Regions from separate parts of the Homo sapiens genome. Here regions 1, 2 and 3 are each linked to region 4. Evidence: chromatin loops called from intact Hi-C (ENCODE). Cell type or tissue: HCT116. All regions are shown on one strand.

The links. A loop is a pair of places that touch in the nucleus more often than their neighbours do. Peaks named below come from ENCODE experiments on the same cell type or tissue, not always from the same donor. Only the 100,000 strongest peaks of a DNase experiment are listed, where the experiment ranks them.
Region 1: a loop joins it to region 4, with 15 times the contacts of the local background. A loop is called at or near these places in 5 of 110 quality-filtered maps.
Region 2: it touches region 4 in a loop (3-fold over the local background); 6 of 110 quality-filtered maps call a loop at or near these places.
Region 3: a loop joins it to region 4, with 9 times the contacts of the local background. A loop is called at or near these places in 6 of 110 quality-filtered maps.

The regions. Positions count from the first base shown.
Region 1 is chr6:145,631,161-145,636,160 of GRCh38, forward strand. EPM2A (EPM2A glucan phosphatase, laforin) reads right to left here. Exons shown (of 4, transcript NM_005670.4): 3 at 4,085-4,326. Among named protein-coding and RNA genes, the nearest start is that of EPM2A-DT, 100 kb to the right of the region's middle. In HCT116, CTCF peaks have their summits at 3,028 (motif pointing left) and 3,236; a DNase peak (open chromatin) is centred at 3,041.
Region 2 is chr6:145,026,090-145,031,089 of GRCh38, forward strand. No RefSeq gene overlaps it. Among named protein-coding and RNA genes, the nearest start is that of TRQ-TTG4-1, 150 kb to the right of the region's middle. In HCT116, a CTCF peak has its summit at 2,355 (motif pointing left); a DNase peak (open chromatin) is centred at 2,332; H3K4me3 peaks cover 393 bases.
Region 3 is chr6:144,645,914-144,650,913 of GRCh38, forward strand. The region is part of intron 51 of UTRN (utrophin); the gene reads left to right. Among named protein-coding and RNA genes, the nearest start is that of SNORA98, 240 kb to the left of the region's middle. RefSeq lists an enhancer at 2,340-2,634. In HCT116, a CTCF peak has its summit at 2,576 (motif pointing right); a DNase peak (open chromatin) is centred at 2,675.
Region 4 is chr6:144,929,298-144,934,297 of GRCh38, forward strand. No RefSeq gene overlaps it. Among named protein-coding and RNA genes, the nearest start is that of TRQ-TTG4-1, 250 kb to the right of the region's middle. In HCT116, a CTCF peak has its summit at 2,351 (motif pointing left); a DNase peak (open chromatin) is centred at 2,290; H3K27ac peaks cover 3,151 bases.

The sequences.
Region 1 (5,000 bases), 700 kb after region 4:
TCTGCTTGAAACCCATTCTAGGAAGTCTAACCTAATATGTGACCCACTAAGGAATAAAAAGAGGGTCCCCAGGAAGGTTCATCTTGATGTACCCAGCTCAACAAAGCCAGTGTCAACCAGAGCAGCTATAGATAGGCTCCACATAGAATTTAATTTGATAAGACATTTCCATTCTTAAAAACAATAAAACCTCAAGAAAAGACAGAAATCCAGATCTTTTAACATAAAGTATTCCAAACTTTAAATGCTGACAACTAAGTTGAAAAACTGTAAATCCTTTGCAGGTCAAACAAGACATTCTACCCTCTGAGTTTCTGACTCTGTAATTTAATACAGGCCCTAGTTCTCAGTAGATGCTCCATACACACTCATTAAGTCCATGAATAAACACAAGACTAGAAAAACAGCAATAAAAGCCTATTTGATCTGAGACACTACTAAGCACTTCTAGCCTAACCTGTGGTTCACACCAGCTCCAGGCTAATCTGACTCTGGACCAACCAAAAGCTTCCTGAAAGCACTATTGAGCCAGCCAAGGTTGTGAGGAGAGGGAGAGGTAGAGCATTTGGGCAGGTAAGTCAAGTAGCCTGAGGTATTAGGGCCTGAGATAAAAGAGAGGGGTCAAAAGGCCCTAAAGATATGCTTTATCCAAGGTTGATCCTGAAAGAAATCTGCAGCTTTCAGCCTTTCTCTCTCTCTCTCTCTCTCTCTCACACACACACACACACACACACACACACACTTTCCTTTCTTACTCCAGGAGCAGATATATGATGAATATATTATGTGGGGGGCATATTTTTTTCCATCTTTGAAGTGTAATATAGATAGGATCTACATTATCTATAACATCCTTTGGTAGAAACTTAAAGACTTGGAACTAATCCTACAATTCCAACTTTGTGATTTTCAAAGCCCTTTCATATCAATTATCTTATTCTACTGTTATAGTCCTGTAAGGTGGAAATTACTATCCTCATTTTCTTAATGCAGGAACTAGCCTGCCGATATCCTCCCAGCTACCCAGTGGTGACAAGGCTTTAGCCCAGTTGTCTTGGCTCCAAGGTCAGCATTTCCGTGCAATGGGAGAGCCGAAATCAGTGTGTTGAGCAAGGGAAAGGAAGTCAGACTTTGACAACAGAGGGGTAGCTGAGGACTTCATGAAGCCTGTGAACTCATTTGGGAGGCAAGGGTAGACATTTGTTATAAATAGTGCTGCAGTGACAGAGGTCAAAACACAACCTGAATACCTTCTATGCAAAGAAAATTTTAACGAGCAGATTTGTTTCATTTTGTTTTGTTCAGGTGAGTGTTAGATTTGGCAGATTTTCATTCCCTAGGTGAAAGACACAAACCAAAATGTTTATAAAAGATTTTTTAAAAAAAGAAATCTACACCACCATTCCACATATGACAAAAGCATGCAAGAGTAAGGATCGATCACACGATTGATTATAACAGGTCTGTGACAACTAGCGGTGACAGTCAAGCCTAACAAACTGTCTTCTTTCTCAGACTTCAACTGAGAGCATTATGCTGCAGCTCAAAACACTTCCAACTGGGTTTTTCTCTAGAGTTCTAAAAATATTCAGCTGATTAATCTATGTGTTCATTGGGCTAATACTGTGAGCCACAGACATTGGTCTATTGGTAAAAAGTTCCCCTGCCACTCAGAAGTGGTTATTAACCCTTAGATTACACCCCCAGGTTAGGCCAAGCCAAAGAAATCCATTAGTCGGTCTTACAGCTGGGCCTTTATCACGTGGAAGCTTGCATTTTGCAGCTCAAATGCCACTGCACTGTCTCAGCCTGAAAGAAGCTATGCTACTGCACTAACAGTTACGACTGTGACCTGGTAACCCACTGACCGCAAAAAAGGTTCGTGAACACAACTACAATGGGTCCTTGGGGATACAGTTTTCCCTCAGGCTTCTGCAGAGTCCCAAACTATCAAGCAAATTACTATCTGTCAGCAGAGCCTTCAGGTAATCAGTGTGTGGGTTGGGATGGGATGGCGGGGGATGCGTGGCACAGTTGGCAGCCTAACTTCTCCCAGCCTCGTCTCACATCATTCTCCAACAGGATAACAATGCTGTCAAATCAGATTCAGAGATGCTAACATCAAAATGCTCTCTGGAAGCTACAGTCCTTCAAATCCTAACTATCTTCTCTGTTTTGAAACCAGGAAAACCAGCTGGACAAGGTAAATATCACCTGGATTCAACCAATGTGCATCTTCGCAAATGAAGTTTTTCTTTTTTTCTTCCTTGAAGAAGGGCAGAGCTCTTACAGCTAAATCATGCTTCCTTAGGTCAGGTTACCAAGAGGAATAACCAGACTGTCAGCAGCTCTCTCCACCTTCAGGAACAAACATTATACCCCATCCCCAATGGCAATTCAGCTCAGACACAGATCAACAAAGGGGCCCAGCCTGGCCAGGAGGACCACCTGAGATCCATAAAGGGCTGAGGTGGGCAAGGTCCAGAAACGTAGATTTCCTGTGGTCCTCATGGTTTTTTATCTTGCAGACCATTCACTCTTGGGGAGACAAGCTACTTCCCTTGCAATTTGTAGGCTCTGCCTAACTCCAGATGATCATGAACATAAGGGGTTGAAATTGCATGGGTCTGAAGAACCTGCCTGAAGCGTCTGTGTAAGAATGCAGGGAGAAGCTTCATAGCTGGTAAAGTTGCTGTCTGGAGCAATGTTCTGGGTCCGACTGCCAGCCTTGAAATTCAGAATGGGCCTCTTTTTAGTTCTATGACATGGGCAATAACTTTTTCATGCCTCAGCCTCTTCGTCTGCAAAATAGAGACAGCTACAATATCTGCCTGGAGTCTTATTATGAGAATTAAATAAGCTAATTCTTGTAAATTGCTTAGGAGAGTGTTTTGTACATAATATACATTTGGGGGAAGAGGGCTAAAGATAGAAACGTCTCTGAGCTGGATATCACTGTCCTTTCCCCAGCAGAGGAGGTCATCAAACTCCTTAGCCTCTCCCATTTCTGAAGCTCTCTGCTGCCCCCTGCTGACAGCTGCTTGATACTATCGGTGTAACTTGGTTCTCTCCTCTGCCGACTGTAGTTATCTCTACTCCTCTTCGACAAGTACCCTATTCTACAACCAGGCTAAAATCCCTATCATTCCTCTAAAATTCCATGCTTCTGTGCCATAGCCTGTGCTGCTGCTTCCCCCTAGCATGCCCTTTCTCCCTCCACATCTACCTATCAAAGCCATGCCCACCTCAAGTGCCATGGCATTCACGCAGCCTCCCTTTGTCGCTCCCCAGAATGTGCTCTTCCCATGCATAACCCTCCTCCAGCACGGTCCTCACTCCTCTCTTACCCATTCCCCTCTGTGCTGTAATTAGTGTCGAACTCGTCTTACTGTACAACTGCTTCTTCCTGCTATAGGATAGCGTCTAAAGTCCTTTTTGTCGCTCAAATCCTGCAGGATCATCTTTCCTCGTTCTCTGATCCAAGCCACATTGGTCTTTCAGTTTTTGCAACACTCTGTGCTCTCTCCTGCCACAAGGATTCTTCTAAGCTGCTGCTTCTGCCTGGGTCACTCCCTCCACTCACTCTTCCTCCAGCCCACCCTCAGATCTTAGCCCAAACACTACTTTCCAAGAAAACCCTCTTTGACCCCACTTCTTGGCCTGATTACCTGTACATAATCTCATAGCAATATCTATATATTTTCTAACAAAAAATTCATCATAGTTTTAAACTTCTATTTTTAGTCATTTGATTAACATTTGCCATCCCTATAGGACAATGCGCTCCGTGGGGGCAGAAGTTGTGCCTGTCTTTCTTTACTGCTGTGTTCCTAGCTACTAGCATAATGCCGCATACCCAGTACATACACAATAAATATGTGTTGAATGAATAAACAAAGAAGCCACATTAAACAGAATCTTAGCCACAGTGTCAAAACATATGTATTATATATATTAAATCTAAAATCTTATATTTATTCCATTTCTACCATTCATTTTTAAGATATTAAATTATAGATAGACAGACAGACAGCAAGGGTTTCTCTGAAATACAGCAAGGAGGCAGAACAGTTCTGATCCTTACCTTCGGTGCTCATATCTGGTGTTGGCATCCAGATGTAGGCCAAGCCTTCTTCCCTATATAGTTTAATCATAGTGTCTGGAGTCATGGGCTCTGGGTAGCGGTTACAGCCTGAGGAATTCTGTACAATATCCCATTCAGTCTGGAAATTCATTACAGCTGTAATCCCCAATTCATGCTTCAGTTTGATGGTTACATGTTCCACCTGACGAGGGCAGCTACCCAGCCAGATATTTGGTAGAATTCTAATGAGAACATATGGAGACAACTATCACTAGTGTTGTTCTGATTTGAGGTTTAAGGAGCTGCATAAAACATGTAGTATTAAAATATAACTAACCTTTAAGTCTGGCACAGGAAAAGCTAGATATTTTAGAATATGAACACCAATGTTATTATTGAAAGAAAAAGTACTGGTGTTGCTGCTTTGGGGAAAGCAAGTATTTCAATTAACTAGAACGCCAGGAAATGGACATTTGCAAACCAAATCAAGCAATATATTAAAATAAGTCTACCAAGTTGTACTTATTCCATGAATGCATATATGGTTCCACATGATAAAAATCCATCAATAGACTTCAAATGCTAACAAATTAGAGGTGAAAATTCCTGTAATTATATAAATAAATTCTGAAAAACAAATTTCAGCAGGCATTCCGGTTTAAAAGTCTATGCAAATATTTCAAATAGTATGAGACTTTTAACATATGCTAAAGAACAGAAGCTAAAAAACAACAGACTTCTTTTAATAAGATCAGAATCAACATTAATTCCATTAGTACCTAGCAGTGTTCTATAGGTTTCATCTAATGCTGCAAGGTAAGAAGGAGAAATAGCAATATAGTTTCCTTTTGGAAATTATCATTGAGGTTTATTATAGAAAAAAATAATGAAATGAAAAAGTTAAAAACTCAGAAAA
Region 2 (5,000 bases), 97 kb after region 4:
AGTGCCTATAATGTAAAAGAAAATTAAATATAATGGCTAAATAGAATGGCTAACTCTGATTAAAAAAAAATCCTTAACATTTGCTGAACGCTTCAATTTTTTGGTAAGTAGATGAGGCTCTGGATCAGCATAAAACAAAATAAATTTAAGGCATATTTGTGCCAGAAATTTCAGTCTGCATTTTTCAGACAGGAATAATCATATTGTAATCCTACTTGAGATCAAATTAATCTCAAAAAGAAAGTTCCCAGGGGACAAAAAGCACCTTTTTTTTAGCTTTATGTGCACAGCATCTGGCATTGTGGGTACCATGTGCAGGTCCAGTTCACTGTCTCTGTTGCCACTGATACTGGTGAATTAAAGTCCAGGCAAGAACGGAAGCACCACAGCACCACAGGACCACATGGACTTTGAAACGGCAAATATTGCTACAGGGCATGAGCTCACTATTTTAAAATTTTAGGGTGAAAGAGGTCCTTAGTAAATATTGAAGCTGATTAGCAATTGGCATAAACATAAAATATATTGGAAACTGACATCTTTGGACCCTAAGCTGGTTTGGGTTTAAAAAATGGATGCTGGTGATAATTTGAATGCAGAAAATTATGTCTAGAGCCTAAGGTGCAGGTAAAGGAAGGAGAAAATGGGTAGCTAAAGTAATCAACACAAAATGCTAAAGCAATTATGTGGCCCAAGTCAAAACAAACAAACAAACAAAAATAAAACTGGCCATGTAGGCCAGTTACCCAGAAGGAGTATAACCCCAAGTAGGAGAAAGCATACATATCAGAGTAAACTGTTAATTACTAACTTTAAAAAGTGAGTATTATCAAAGATATTGGGGACACAGGTATGTGGAGTAAGTGCCAGGAAATTAGTTCCTGGGGGGTGGGTGGTTATTTGAACTATCCTGGGATTCTCTGGACGCAATTTCTATATTGAGGTATCATCATTGGAAAACGCTGAGAAATGATATCTTAACTTTTCCAGAAGACCCAGAATAATCATAGGGACTATTAACTAATTCATTAGGAAGATAGGGAATTTTTTCTTTCCCCAAATAAGGATGGCAAACAGAATTCAAATACTTTTCACAACCTTTCATCATTGTGCTGTTATAATGACTGAAGACACATTGGGTTTTTAATTATTAGCAATCTGACTAGCACTGCATAACAAAGTTTACTTGCTAATTGAGATGAAATGTGTTTTGTCATCAACAAATTGAAACAATATTGTGTAAGCATGCTACAATATTTATGTCTCTCTCTTTCTATCCTACTATGAAAACATCATTAGTTTAGCACCATTTGGTCATCATAATCTCTCTTTGTTTCACAGCAATTCCAAAGGCATCAAATATTCCAGTGTAATGCACTCAATATGTTGAGCTGCACTTATTAATTTTGGAAATTAAATGGTTATGCTTATTAATGTGAGCTTTCACCACTCTTCAAGCTTTCAAAACTGAATTGAAAAAAATGGCATTACGTGAATCTACATTTGGAAAATGTGAATATCGTCAGTGTTCTTTTTTGTTGAGGGGAGGGATTCTTGAAAGGCAAACTAAATTGTTTCTGTTCTATATGCATAGGTTGGAGAGACGCAGCTTATCAAAAAGACGGGAAATAAAACAGCAGGGTAACCATTATAGAACTTCAATTTAGAATGTTTGAATTTTTGTGCCCAGCGTATCTCTTTTGTGGTACATCTGAAAGTCACAAAGATCAATAGGAGGGGGTTTTAGGAGGCACGCAGCCTGACGGTCCAGTGTGTTGCTTATGTCCAGTTCCTTAATGCCTAAGTTCTCAGGGTTGGGAAAGAGGCCAGACAATATATATTTTTGGATTTAAATGTATTTTAGGTTGGAATATCTTTTTTAAAGGACATGGGAATGACTAGATAATTGGTCTCAGTGTCACCTCTTGACCACAGTAAATGTGTTTTCTCTTTAAATAAATGTATCTAGAAGAAACTACAAAGGAGTGCCCTCCGTTTTAGCTCAGGATTCACGTACTCTGACATAGCATGGAGGAGGAATGTGCCAAGATGGATGAGAAAAAACCATTGGTGAAAAAGTTTCAGATGAATTGTGAACTCTTTTTCACTCTCCATATATATGATGTTTTGGCAAAATCTATAACATTGATGGTCATGCTTTTTAGTTTCTGGCACTTCCTGTAAAGCAAGTTTGTTGGCTTTACCTGGAGAAAGAATTATGCTGACAGGCAGTATCCATTACTGACCTGACAATTTTGTCTCCCGTGCTATCTGTCATCTTTGTATTCATTTGTCTTAGAGTCATTCTATTCCTTGAAGAAATGAGACTGCCATCTTCTGGTGGCCTTCAGTGTAGTTAGGTGACTATCGTTAATACAGTCATTGTCTTTGCTATAAGATGTTACCCTTCTGCTGTTTATATCATTAAAATATGCTTGTCTTAGGCTTAGGGAATAAAAACTCAGATTTGGCCCACAAAAAGGAGAACTTATCATGTGTCGACATTTTTACCACTTTCTTTTAATGTTCATAACCACTCATCTGTGTTATAGTTTTTACAGTGGAATAAAAAACTATTTTACAATTCATTTCCAGACATTTCAGAACTATCTATGAAAAATTATTAGAATTGCTCATAAGGTATAATAAACATGATTTTGTGTATAGAATCATACGTAGTACAGAACTATGAACATCAGCAGTACATGATGCATGCAGATGACTATATAATAATATAGTGTCTACATGTAAAATAAAATGTACAGTGTTTTCTAATTACATAAAAGGCAGCCATATGGCTAAACATATAATGTTAAATGTAATATAATATCTCTACTTTACAAAAGAGATTATTAAAACTCAGATGGGTGCCCCAAGTCATATAAGAAGCAAAATTAAAATGTATAATAATATATTCTGAATCCAAAGCTGGTGTCAATTTCTGCCTAGTTATTAGCCTTTAAGGCTTGTAGAAAAGACAAAAAGCAGGGGAATGCAATAACTTTCTGTAAGATAAATGTATCTGACTTATATTTTTCAGTATGGAAAATTTTTCTATTTTGTTCACTAGTGATTTTCTATTTTGTTGACAGTGATTCAAAAATATTTCTTTCTTGTACCTGCTGCCTCTCATGACATTTTTTTCAACAGATACCATGTCTCAGCCAATTTCTTCTCTCTTTTACCAGGGATAATTTAGATAACACATAATTTGTGTTGGAAAAAAACTTCTTCAGTTCTCACACTGATTATCTATCTATATTTCTACTACCTTTTAGCAGAAAGGATTTGAAATGTCCAATATACATCCTGAAGACATGTCGGTTCCTTAAATATTCTGTGAAATCAGACATTAACAATGAGCATAGCATTTAATAAAAAATTGCCTGGAAATTATGTTCATTATCTTTTGTTAAGGTAATTAATACTGTGACTACTAGCCAAGCAACACCAGGAACACAGGCGTATCAAAGTTAAATTCATTAGTGTAATTAACACATACCAAGGCTACCGTAGGGTATTTCAGAAAAGAGGGAGTTAGGCGACAGTATTACTTGTAGGCTGGAGCTAATCACAGGCAGGTCTTCTGAGATACTGGTCAGAATTTGTAAACTCGGGGGTTTTTGAACAATCAGAAGGCTTATGAATCTGGGAAAAGTTAGATCGGTTTATCTGTGGTTTTATCTTGGAACGTATGTCTGAATGGAATGAAAATTGTGATCTCAGATAATTTGCTTCCATTTAATGATTTAGGATACTTTACCTGTTTTGTGAGCCAGAGGACAGTTTTGCAAGTCGATTCTATGTCAGTTCTCAATAGCAGAATAATTTTATTGTTGGAAGTTTTATTCTGCAGAGATAAAATATGAGATTCTTCCTTCTTTTTTTTTCTTTAATTATTATTTATTTATTTATTTATTTTTTTGAGACGGAGTCTCGCTCTGTCGCCCAGGCTGGAGTGCAGTGGCGCGATCTCGGCTCACTGTAGGCTCCGCATCCAGGCTTCACGCCATTCTTCTGCCTCAGCCTCCCGAGTAGCTGGGACTACGGTGCCCGGCACCACGCCTGGCTAATTTTGCTGTATTTTTAGTAGAGACGGGGTTTCACCGTGTTATCCAGGATGGGAGATTCTTCCTTCTTAAACAGATGTTTATTCAATTCATTCTTCAACTATTTATAAACTATCAATATGTGGCAGATACTGTGCTATTGCTACATCGCATTTATAATCTAGCTAGCAGTGATTTAATTATATGATTAAAGCAACCCTCATTTAGCTTTTCCAGCTGTGTCTTCATTTTTAAAAAAGATTATTTTTAATTCAATTACCAGCTAATTCATATGAGAAGATATTTGGAGTTTACCTACCGTGGCAGAGACTGCCAACCGACTTAGCCATATAGGTCTTGATTTGTAGAGGAACACATGGCTACCTGAAATTACAACTTCATTTCTCTACTTTTTGTAGTGAAGTGTGGCCACCTGATGAAGTGATGGCAACAAGATATAAGTGAAAATGGTATTTATATTCCAGGAAGCACGTACAGTGCAAAAGAAGGATGGATACTCTCTTCAAAACTACCTCCATCCTGCTACCCCAATGCCTGGGATGCAGAAGTGATGACTGGAGTTTGATCAGCCATGTTAGGTAATGAGGTAGAATCTATGTGATAAGGATGGCAGAAGAACAACACAGAAGAAACCAGTGCCTTTAAGGATCATTTAATCCCATGGTCACTTCCCTCTAGAATTCATTTACTTGTGCAAGAAATATGTTTATCTTATTTAAACCATTTCTACTTTGGGCTTTCCATCACTACTTTAAGTTTGTTCTGCTCAAGAGTAAAATAAGCAAGAATTAAAGTTATCACAAATAAGCCCTTCCACCCCACCCCTGGAAGGGACAACAGCTGAAATAGTGAATATTTAAAGCTTTAGAAATTTTCAATTATGAGATTGTACAAAGCTTCTTAAATAGCACTTCTTGTATTTTAGAAAAC
Region 3 (5,000 bases), 280 kb before region 4:
CATTGAATCAACACACCTTTATTGAAAACATATTATTTAGCACACACTCTAGGGGTTCATTTCTCTTATTCTCTGAACTTGAAATCCTTTTCTTGTTGATCTTTCATATGGGTCACTAAACAGATTCTATTTTACCTGATTAAATAAATGGTAACAAGGCCTAGGTCTACTCCTTCGATTTTACTGTATACTTACTTAACAGTTCACTTTGTCAGACTTCTACCCCCTCTACAAGATTAAGAAAATTAGTGGTTACAGTGTCATGCAATTCTATTCGGCTTGAAAAGTTATTGAGGCATGTTTTTCCACCTTTTTAACCTTCATTTATTTAGTAGAAGCATTCCCTTAAGTGTATGATGAGTCAACACTGGTTTTGCCTGACTCCAGTAAAGTCAAAGCATTATTTAATTTAAAATGTGTGCATGTTAAGTTCCTTTCTTTGCATTTAATTGGAGACTTTTTTCCACAGTTAGCTCACCAAAATGTTACTAGGTTCCTCTGTGGCTGTCTACTATTTGAACAGACAAGCAACTAATTAGAATAACAGAACAACATGACTGTCATTCCTCCATTCTTACAGGTTATTTTTAAAAAGAGATTTTGTTTAAAAAGAGAAAATATGTATTATATTAAGGAAATATAAGATCCATACTCTCCTTGAGGCATTTTTTCACTTCACCATGCCAACATTCCTTTATTCCCTATCATAATACCGATCAAGAAATGGGAGGTTTTCCTAAGTCAAGAAAACCTCTCACACATAAAAATTCAAACTGGGAAAGCAAATGTATCAGGGGGCGGCTTTTAATTTGACAAAAGATCTGCTACATTACAAAAGAATTTTTCTAAAGATTACTTTATGTAGACAACTCCCTCAGTGTACCGAAAATCAAAGAATGTTCTACATTTTAAACACATTTTAAAATGGGCACACCTGTTCCTAATATTCTTATGTAAATGGACCTATTTACATGTGAGACCCAATGTGGTGGGTAAATGAAAACCAGTGTGTGAGTTACTCAAGTTTGTTAATGATGTTAGAAATATAGTCAAAATAGCTCAGTCTGCTCTTGCTATGCTATTTTGTCCAGCCAATCTCTCATCCTCCCTTCATCCTAATTCCAGAAGAGAGGATAGGAGTAAAAGCAAAATCTTATTACAAAAAACACACTCTGGAAAGAAAGAAAACTGTATTGGATAATACTCAGTTTGGTATTTGTTTTCTCCTGTCTAGTTCTTAGTACCCTTAGAATTGAGATAATTCATTATTTGTCACTCAGGTAGGTTTCGAGTGAACTGATATATTTAATTAGATCCTTAAAGCCCATAGGATTTATACTGGTCATTTCTGTCAATTGTGAATCTGCTCATACTTGTTCTTCATGAAACTATGGAATAATTTTTCATGTATTTTCATGTGTCAATCTGAAAAGAAACTTAGGTTCTCCAGAACAGAGGAGTTTATTTGAAAATAGCAGAGGATTATAACCCAGAAAATGTGTGCTGAGCCAGATCACAGGCGCATCAAGGAGACTGGGACCAAAGGGAGACTTTTAAAGACAAAGAGAAGTCTTCATAAACTGTTTGTTAAACCAGAAAGATCATTGGTTACAAGAGCTTGCTGTAAGAGTTGGCGACAAATCATTGTTAAAGACGTCATTACTAGACAGATGTCCTTGTGCAAGCTGCTTATCTGGAGCTTTGCGGTCTAGGGGAATTTCCTTGCTAAAAGTCCTGTTACAGGCAAATGTGCAGTAAATGCGGGAATGTCTCCTATAAGGCCTTTACAGGCATTTGTGAGTGAGGGCTCCCCCTTCGTGGCCTTCCAACTCCATTTGCTAGGGTTTGACATAATTGATTCCATTTTGGTATCAACAACTTTCACACATGGATAGTTCAAAATGGAAGCTCCTGTAAAATAATACTTTCATATGTATTTTTTCATGGTGTCTAGTACCTGTGCCACATAGTGAATGCCTGAATAAAGGACCACATGTATTACAGTTGTTAGATTTTCTTAGGGACCCTATTGTTTAAATGACTTATAATAAGCACTTACTGTGTGATGGTAAACACTATGCTATTTATGTCACCTATACTTCTTACTTAACATTAACACAACTCTACACAGTTTGGAATATTGTTGAAATAATCACTTTATAGCTGAGAGTAGAGCATGTATGGGTTAAACTCTTGCCCAAGGTCAGACAGTGAGTTGACTTGTGTCTTCCCATGTTGTCACTGATGCGTCTTCTCCTTTGCTGGCTCTTGTTCCCTTTATTCCTTCAGTAATATAGAGAAACTACAGCCTTTCATTCCCAATAGAGTGAAAATACACCACTCATTCATTATTTTTCAATTATAGTGCAAGGACGAGCAGTTTACCCTAATATCCATTTCTTGTTTGGTTGGGAAATTCACCAACAGAGCAGAAAAGCACAGTGGGGAGAGACCTCAGGGGAAACACATACAACTTTGAGATAAACCCTGTTTTTGTTTTAATGTTAAAATTTAACTTTTAATCCCTTTGTAGTATTTACACAACTGTCAGTGAAATGATAAATCTTCTAGCTCATTTCACAAGAGGGCAGCACTTTCTTTTAAAATTTAAAGTATGACTAAAAAAATACAATCAAATTAACGTTTTCTATCATGAAGTTAAGCTTGAATGATTTACAGGAAGATGGGAGCCTCTCTGTCCTGGGGGCAATTTATGAGTTAAGATGAGTGCAGATCTGCAGGGTAACTTGGGATCCTTAGAAAATGGAACGATGGATTAAAATCAAGCCCTAGAATTTTTGACTTGCAGTTTGAATTTGGAGACTATTTTGGTAACTTTGTAAATGTGTAAAAGTCTGTCAAGATCATGTCTTTCTTTTCTATTATGGCAAAACATGAAGAGTGAATCATTTTAATATATTCAAATTGTTTTGCTCATATCAAATAAAAAGTATTTATTGAGCAATGGTTTTATGTTTAGGATTCTATAGGTCATTTGAGGAACAAATAAATTTAACTTTTTTCTTCATTATTTAAAGAGCTTAACTCCCTTGGGGTGACAAGGAAGGGAAAGCACATTGGCAAAACAACCTGTAAACAAGCCAAGGCAACATGTAAATAAGGTACAGGGTAACAGTACAGCATAATGGAGATGGCCGATTTGGATAGGGAATTGTTGAATTAGGGTTTTAATGCAGGGCTTTGAGTAGAAGGTGGAAATTGAATTGGTCCTCAGTGGGTGGATAAAATTTGAATAGATTTAAAAAAAACAAAACACGAGGAGGCTATTATTTAAGAAAATAGAATCCTGTCAACAGAGAAAAAGTACAAAGTGCATCAGGGCATGCTAGGAAAGCCTGTTGTTTAGAACATTGTAGGAATGATGCCTGGTAGGTAGGATAAGGCTGTATTGTGGCACCTTGAAAGTTAGGAGTCAGGGCTGCACTCTCCAATACCATTGCCGCTGGTTGTATGTGACTATTTAAATTTAAATGAATTAAAATCAAAATCAAAATGTATTTCCCCAGTCACATCATTAGCCACATTTCAGATGTTTAATAGCCATCCTATTATTGAACAACACAAAGATGGAATATTTTCATTATCACAGAAAGTTCTATTGGACAGCACTGCATCACAGTTTAGTTATTTGGGGGTTGGAATATGGAGAATCATTAAAGAAACAGGGAATGATACGACAGTATAAAGAATGTTTGAATTTTAAATCTGTAAGCCGGGAACTTAAAGGGAACTTCTTTTTTTTTAATGTTAAGTGTTTTCGATGGAGCATAAACAGAACTTGCAAGGTATAAGCATTTTGTATAAGTGTTCTAAAAACTGTCATATTTATTTTTTATTTTAAATTAGCTACTAGTATACTAGCTTTAATGAGGAAATAGAAGGTGAGCTAAAGGAAGTAACTTTTTCATTAGTTTTCAAATTCAGTTAGGTTTGTCATGCAGCATACAGAACTGGAGAATACAGAGAGACTGGATTCAGGAATGATGACGTGAAGAAATCCTGTGAGGAGATGTATTAGCTCATTCTCATGCTGCTAATAAAGACAGACATACCTAAGACTGGGTAATTTATTTAAAAAAAAGAGGTTTAATGGACTTACAGTTCCACATGGCTGTGGAGGCCTCACAATCATGGCAGAAGGCAAAGGAGAAACAAAGGCACATCTTACATGGTGGCAGGCAAGAGAGCTTGTGCAGAAGAACTCCCCTTTATAAAACCATCAGATCTCATCAGACTTATTCACTATCAGGAGAACAGCATGGGAAAGACCCACCTTCATGATTTAATTACCTCCCACCAAGTCCCTCCCACAACACGTGGGAATTATGGGAGCTACAGTTCAAGTTGACATTTGGGTGGGACACAGCCAAACCATATCAGGAGGTGGAAGAGAAAAGAAGCAAGAAATATCAAAAAATATTAAGATATTTTGATATTTAAGTAGTGTGTATATGTGGGTGTATTAATTGGTGATTCCAACTTGTTTTAAAGTTTCAAAGTTGTTTGAGATGATATGTATGAGATAATTTAGTAATTCAATAACGACTTTTGGTTGTCTACTATATGGTAGAGACTGTTGTAATTTCTGGGGATACGTCAATGAATACAATAGAGCATTGCTATTTTAGGAATGGCTTCACTGATGTGATGAATATTTTATTATTCAATCTGGCTTTTAATAATTACTGGTCATAGGCCGGGCGCCGTGGCTCACGCCTGTAACCCTAGCACTTTAGGAGGCCAAGGCGGGCAGATCACAAGGTCAGGAGTTTGAGACCAGCCTGACCAACATGGTGAAACTCTGTCTCTACTAAAAATACGAAAATTAGCCAGGTGTGGTGGCACGAGCCTGTAATCCCAGCTACTCAGGAGGCTGAGACAGGAGAATCGCTTGAACCCAGGAGACGGAGGTTGCAGTGGGCCCAGACTGCGCTACTGCACTCCAGCCTGAGCGACAGAGCAAGACTCTGTCTCAAATA
Region 4 (5,000 bases):
AGGTTACTTGGAGATTAGTCAATACCTTCCCAACACTAGGAAGAGTTTGGATTGAATTCTAAGGGATATGGGAAGTCACTGATGGTTTTAAAAAGAGGAGTTATCTGATTTAGAGGGTTAAATGACCACTTTGGCAGGAAGACCAGTTAGGAGGCTTTTGTAGTAGTCCAGGAGAGGGCAGGTGGCTTGGTCTTTGGTCATAGCAATGGAGGTGATGAGAAGTCAGTGGTGTACTAGGAGTTATCCTTGACTCCTCTTTTCCCAAACATCTCACATTCAAACTATCTACCTTCAAAATATAACTCCTAGTATTTTGACCGGAATAACTGATTGAAAAGCTATTCCATGTTGTTATGGACTGTGTGTGTTCTCCCAAAATTCATATATTGAAGCCTATATCCCAGTGTGACTATATTTGGATACAAGGCCTCCAGAAAGGTAAAATTAAGGATATATGGGGTCATAGGATAGGATTCTAGTTTAGTAGCACTGGTGTCCTTATAAGAAGAAGGGACACCAGACATCTCTTTCTTTCTATTCACAGACTAAGGAAAAGCTATATGAGGATACAGCAAGAGGGCAGCCAACTACATTCCTGGAAGACAGCCCTGAAACCAACACTGATGGCACCTAGATCTTAACTTCTGGCATCTGGAACTGTGAAAAAATAAATTTCCATTGTTTAAGCCATGCAGTCTGTGGTAATGTTTTATGGCATCTCTAGCAAATTAATATACCATGTAATAGTATGTAGAAAACTGTGGAAAGAGTAGATTTGGGCAGGGTGGGAGCGTGGGGGTAAAAATAAACAGTTCTCCTTGTGGAAATGGTTGTGGATTATATGAGTTTTAAAGTCAGAGTGAAGGATGTTGAGATATAAAGGAGAGAGTCAGTAATGTGTGGCTTTGAGGCTTGGATTTTTCTTTTCTTTCCTAAACATCTGACTCTACCACCACTAGCCTCCTCCATTCCTGCCTTCTTGAATAACTATTTCTATTACGCCATTTCTCTTCTTCCTATTGAACACTACTTTCTGTGAAGGATTAGCTGTGATGTGGTGTAAAACTCTTTGGACTTAGGCCAGGTATGGTGGCTCAAGCCTGCAATCCCAGCATTTTGGGAGACTGAGGCAGGCAGATCACGAGGTCGGGAGATCGAGGCCATCTGTCTAACATGGTGAAACCTCATCTCTCTACTAAAAGTACAAATAATAATAATAATAATTAGCCGGGTGTGGTGGCAGGTGCCTGTAGTCCCAGCTACTCAGGAGGATGAGGCAGGAGAATGGCGTGAACCCGGGAGGTGGAGCTTGCAGCGAATTAACTCACTACACTAAAATGTCACTGAATAATATCAATAAACACATACATTTTTATTGTATGTGGATCGCGCCACTGTACAGCAGCCTGGGCAACAGAGCGAGACTCCGTCTCAAAAACAAACAAACAAACAATCAAAAAAACCTCTTTGGACTTAGTGTTAAGTACTCTGGGTTCAGGTCCCATCTCTAACCCTTACTATCTGTATAGCCGGGGAGTCTTGAGCAACTGATTCACTTAACCTCACTGGCATCAACTTCTTCACCTGAAATATGAATAAAGATATTTACCTTACAGGCTTATTATGAAATAACAACTATGCATGAGAAAAAAATGAGTATAAAAGCATTTTATAAAGTGAATATCGCAATAAAAACGTGTTTATTGATATTATTCAATGACATTTTAGTGTGATGAGTTAATTTCCTAGGAGTGATTGCATATAAACTGTAGAGAAAATACTAGACCCACGAAAAACACTTCCATTGTTAATGATGCAAGGGAACTTCTGTCTACTCTACTTCCCCAAATCTCTTCATATAAATGAGTGACCAGTCTACCTACCAATGAAATCAGTTTCATCCTCAATTTTCTATGGAGTGAACCTGTTGCAGGACGGATGGGTTCCAAAATTTAGCGTTAATCTGGGATGGTCCTTGGCTTTACCCAGGATAGAATTTAAGGGCAAGCCGGATCACCAGTAAGACAGTAATCTTCTGTTGAACAGTACTGCTCCTTGCAGAGAAGTTCTAATCATAGGCAGTGCACCCAGATTTATCAATGTATGGGCTCTTGGCAACTGTATTTGTACTCACTTAAACCCACTTTCAGTTACATGTGAATTAAGAGGCAGGTCAATGCAAATTGAGGGAAGGATTATTTGGAACTTTCTAAGAAAGAGACAGTAACTTAGGGGTTGTTAGAATGGAAAGAGGGGGTAACTTTTGGGTTGCTGTCGTGGCATTTGTAAATAGTCATGGCACTAGAGATTGCTTTCATCGCCATCTGCTGGTTCCTGCTGGTTTCTTCACTTTATCCTGTCTGGACCAGACCCTGATTTGGTTAGCAGGGTTGTGTCCAGAAAACCAGTCCTGCTGGTCTCCTACCTCAGTTCTATTTCTGTTTATGAACTAGATTGACTTGCTCTAGAAGATATAATACAGACTATAACATAGAGTTAGAGATTTGTAAGATGTTAAAGAACCCTTAGATATATTGTCCAGAGATGGCAAAATTGCAAATTAAATTACCACTCTCCTATCTTTTGGCCATGAAAGACATTACTTATTTACCAGAGCACATTTGTCTACTAAGCCCTCAATAGCCTCGAAATCATTTTCTTTATGGTATAGAGCCTCTACCATTTTGTTTCAGCAGGAAAATTTTATTTGCCATCTGTGATTCCTTTCATTATACAGATGGAGAAACTGAGACCTTGAGAGGTAATTTGTCTAACAGCATGCTTACTGTTTTTAGTGAATGCCAAAAATACCTAAGCAGGAAGCTGCATTTCTATATATGGAAAATGAATGTACTTATTATAAATGTGCATATACCTTCACACCTCACCACACATATATACATGATTGTTCATTTGAAATCTTTTTTTTTTCTGATTGAAGATACCCCTAAGGAGGCTGGAGACACCAAAAAATCTTTCTTAACTAACATTGGCAGTATTGAAACACTGCCTTCTGAGAGAAATGACTTTTGTCTTTTACTTAATTAATTATAAACAGGAATCACTAGATACCTGCAGGTTGTTGTTTGCTTACTTATTACAGCCAAGCTCTGCCATTCTTAAATCTCTTTTAACTCTTAAAAAGGCAGGCAGAGAGGTTTCTTCTCCTTTGATCTTCTTAAGGGCACTGATACATTAAAGGATGCTATGATGTCTCAGACTGCCAAAATATAACACTAATAATACTGTGTGCTCTCCAAACACAACATCCTTCCTATAATATCTTCCCTTGACAGACATAATTACTTGAATCATCCACAGGGGCCTCTTAATGAAACTTTCTGTTTGTAGCAACTTTTGTTTCATTTAATTAGCTGTCTGTATGAGCAGTGCATGAAGGCAGTTGTTTTCTTACACAGCAAAGAATAATGTCAATTCATTTCTAAGGGTGAGCTAAATTGAAGGTGCCTGTATTAGCAGAATCACTTTCTATTTGGATTAAGCAAGCTGTCAATATTGCAGCTCCTATGTTACAACACTCTTGTTGCCATCTAACCTCAACCTGTGTATGTACAAATATTTCATTAGGTTATTCCTATAACAGGACATTAAAATGGGACTTGTCCTGTCTTTCAATTGAGGCCAAAGACACTAGATGACACCTTCTAAAATGAATTGTAAGTCAGTTCACTGATTGAATGACTCTCAAGCCACACGATTTTTTTAGATCTTTTTAACGATCTAAAAAGTGGCTATTATTGGGCGTGATAAGTAGAATTTGGAGAGGACTTCTTTGCAGTGAGCTATCTTGTTGAGTTCAACCTATGAAACGAGAGAGTGTGTGTAAAGGGGGCAATTGCCCCTAATCCCAAGTCTAGCATGAAAAACTCCAATGGGATTACATTGAGAAATTGATATGCAATCTCTGTAGGTTTTGAATCAGATTAATGGGGCTTGGCTCATGCTTGAGAAGGCTGCAGTAGCTTGTGGTTTAGGAGTGAACTGTCTGTGATAGCATTGCCTTCCTTCCAACTGCAGACCAGTGGGCATGATTCCTAAGGACCAGGTATGGGAACCACACTAGTAATGTCAGCCTGAACTCATTTTAAAAGTGACTGTCTTGGAGGGATTTTCAGTTATGGTAGCATAAAAACATTGGTGAATCCTTTTAGCCAAACTGAACAAAATTGTCAAAAGGATGAAATATTTCCAGGCACTGGACTGACCATAGAGCCCAGAGTGTGTAAACCACAATTTTAGAATCATGTATTCTTAAAAACCTGGAGTGCTTTGGGAAGGAAAGGCAGACATCTATGCCCTTTTGCTTGGGCTGCTCCCATCCTCCCTCCTGCCCCAGCACAGTTGACAAGAAGTATAGTTTTACCAGTGTGGTGCTGTCTAAAAAACCCAGCAGCTTTATTGCCAGAGGGGACAGAATCAATTTGAGAAAAAAGACAAAACCCCATAGCTGTGTCAGCTAAAACTAAAGAACTTGGTAGAAAATAAATGGGGAGGACCTGTAGCTTTGCTTATCTAGGTTTGTGGTCCTGGTTAGGGTGAGCAGTGAACTAGTAAAAATTTAATAAGAAGATCTTGGAAGAGAAAGAGCTATGAAAGTCCTAAGATATACTTTTCATATATCCTCGGCCTACTGGGAAACTACATTTATCCTAGCTTTATCCTAGCGTAAAGTATAAGTTAAGGGACACTTGAAAACTTGCTGCAACTTGGAATGTACTTCCCAGCCCATGTACAGATCAATGAACAGAAGGAGGAAAACTTATGGGCTTGAGGGGTTTGAACACAACCTCAATCTACATTATTGTCTGATTACTAAACTGTGCAGTTATAGGAATAACACCTAGGAAGCCAGGGTAAAATAGAAAAATAAAAAGAAAAGAATACAGAATGGAGACATCAGTAGGTACATATTTTTGGGGAGACAGACATTGGAGTTTATGTCCAAGCAAATTAATAAAAAAGTAACACTTGGAAAAATA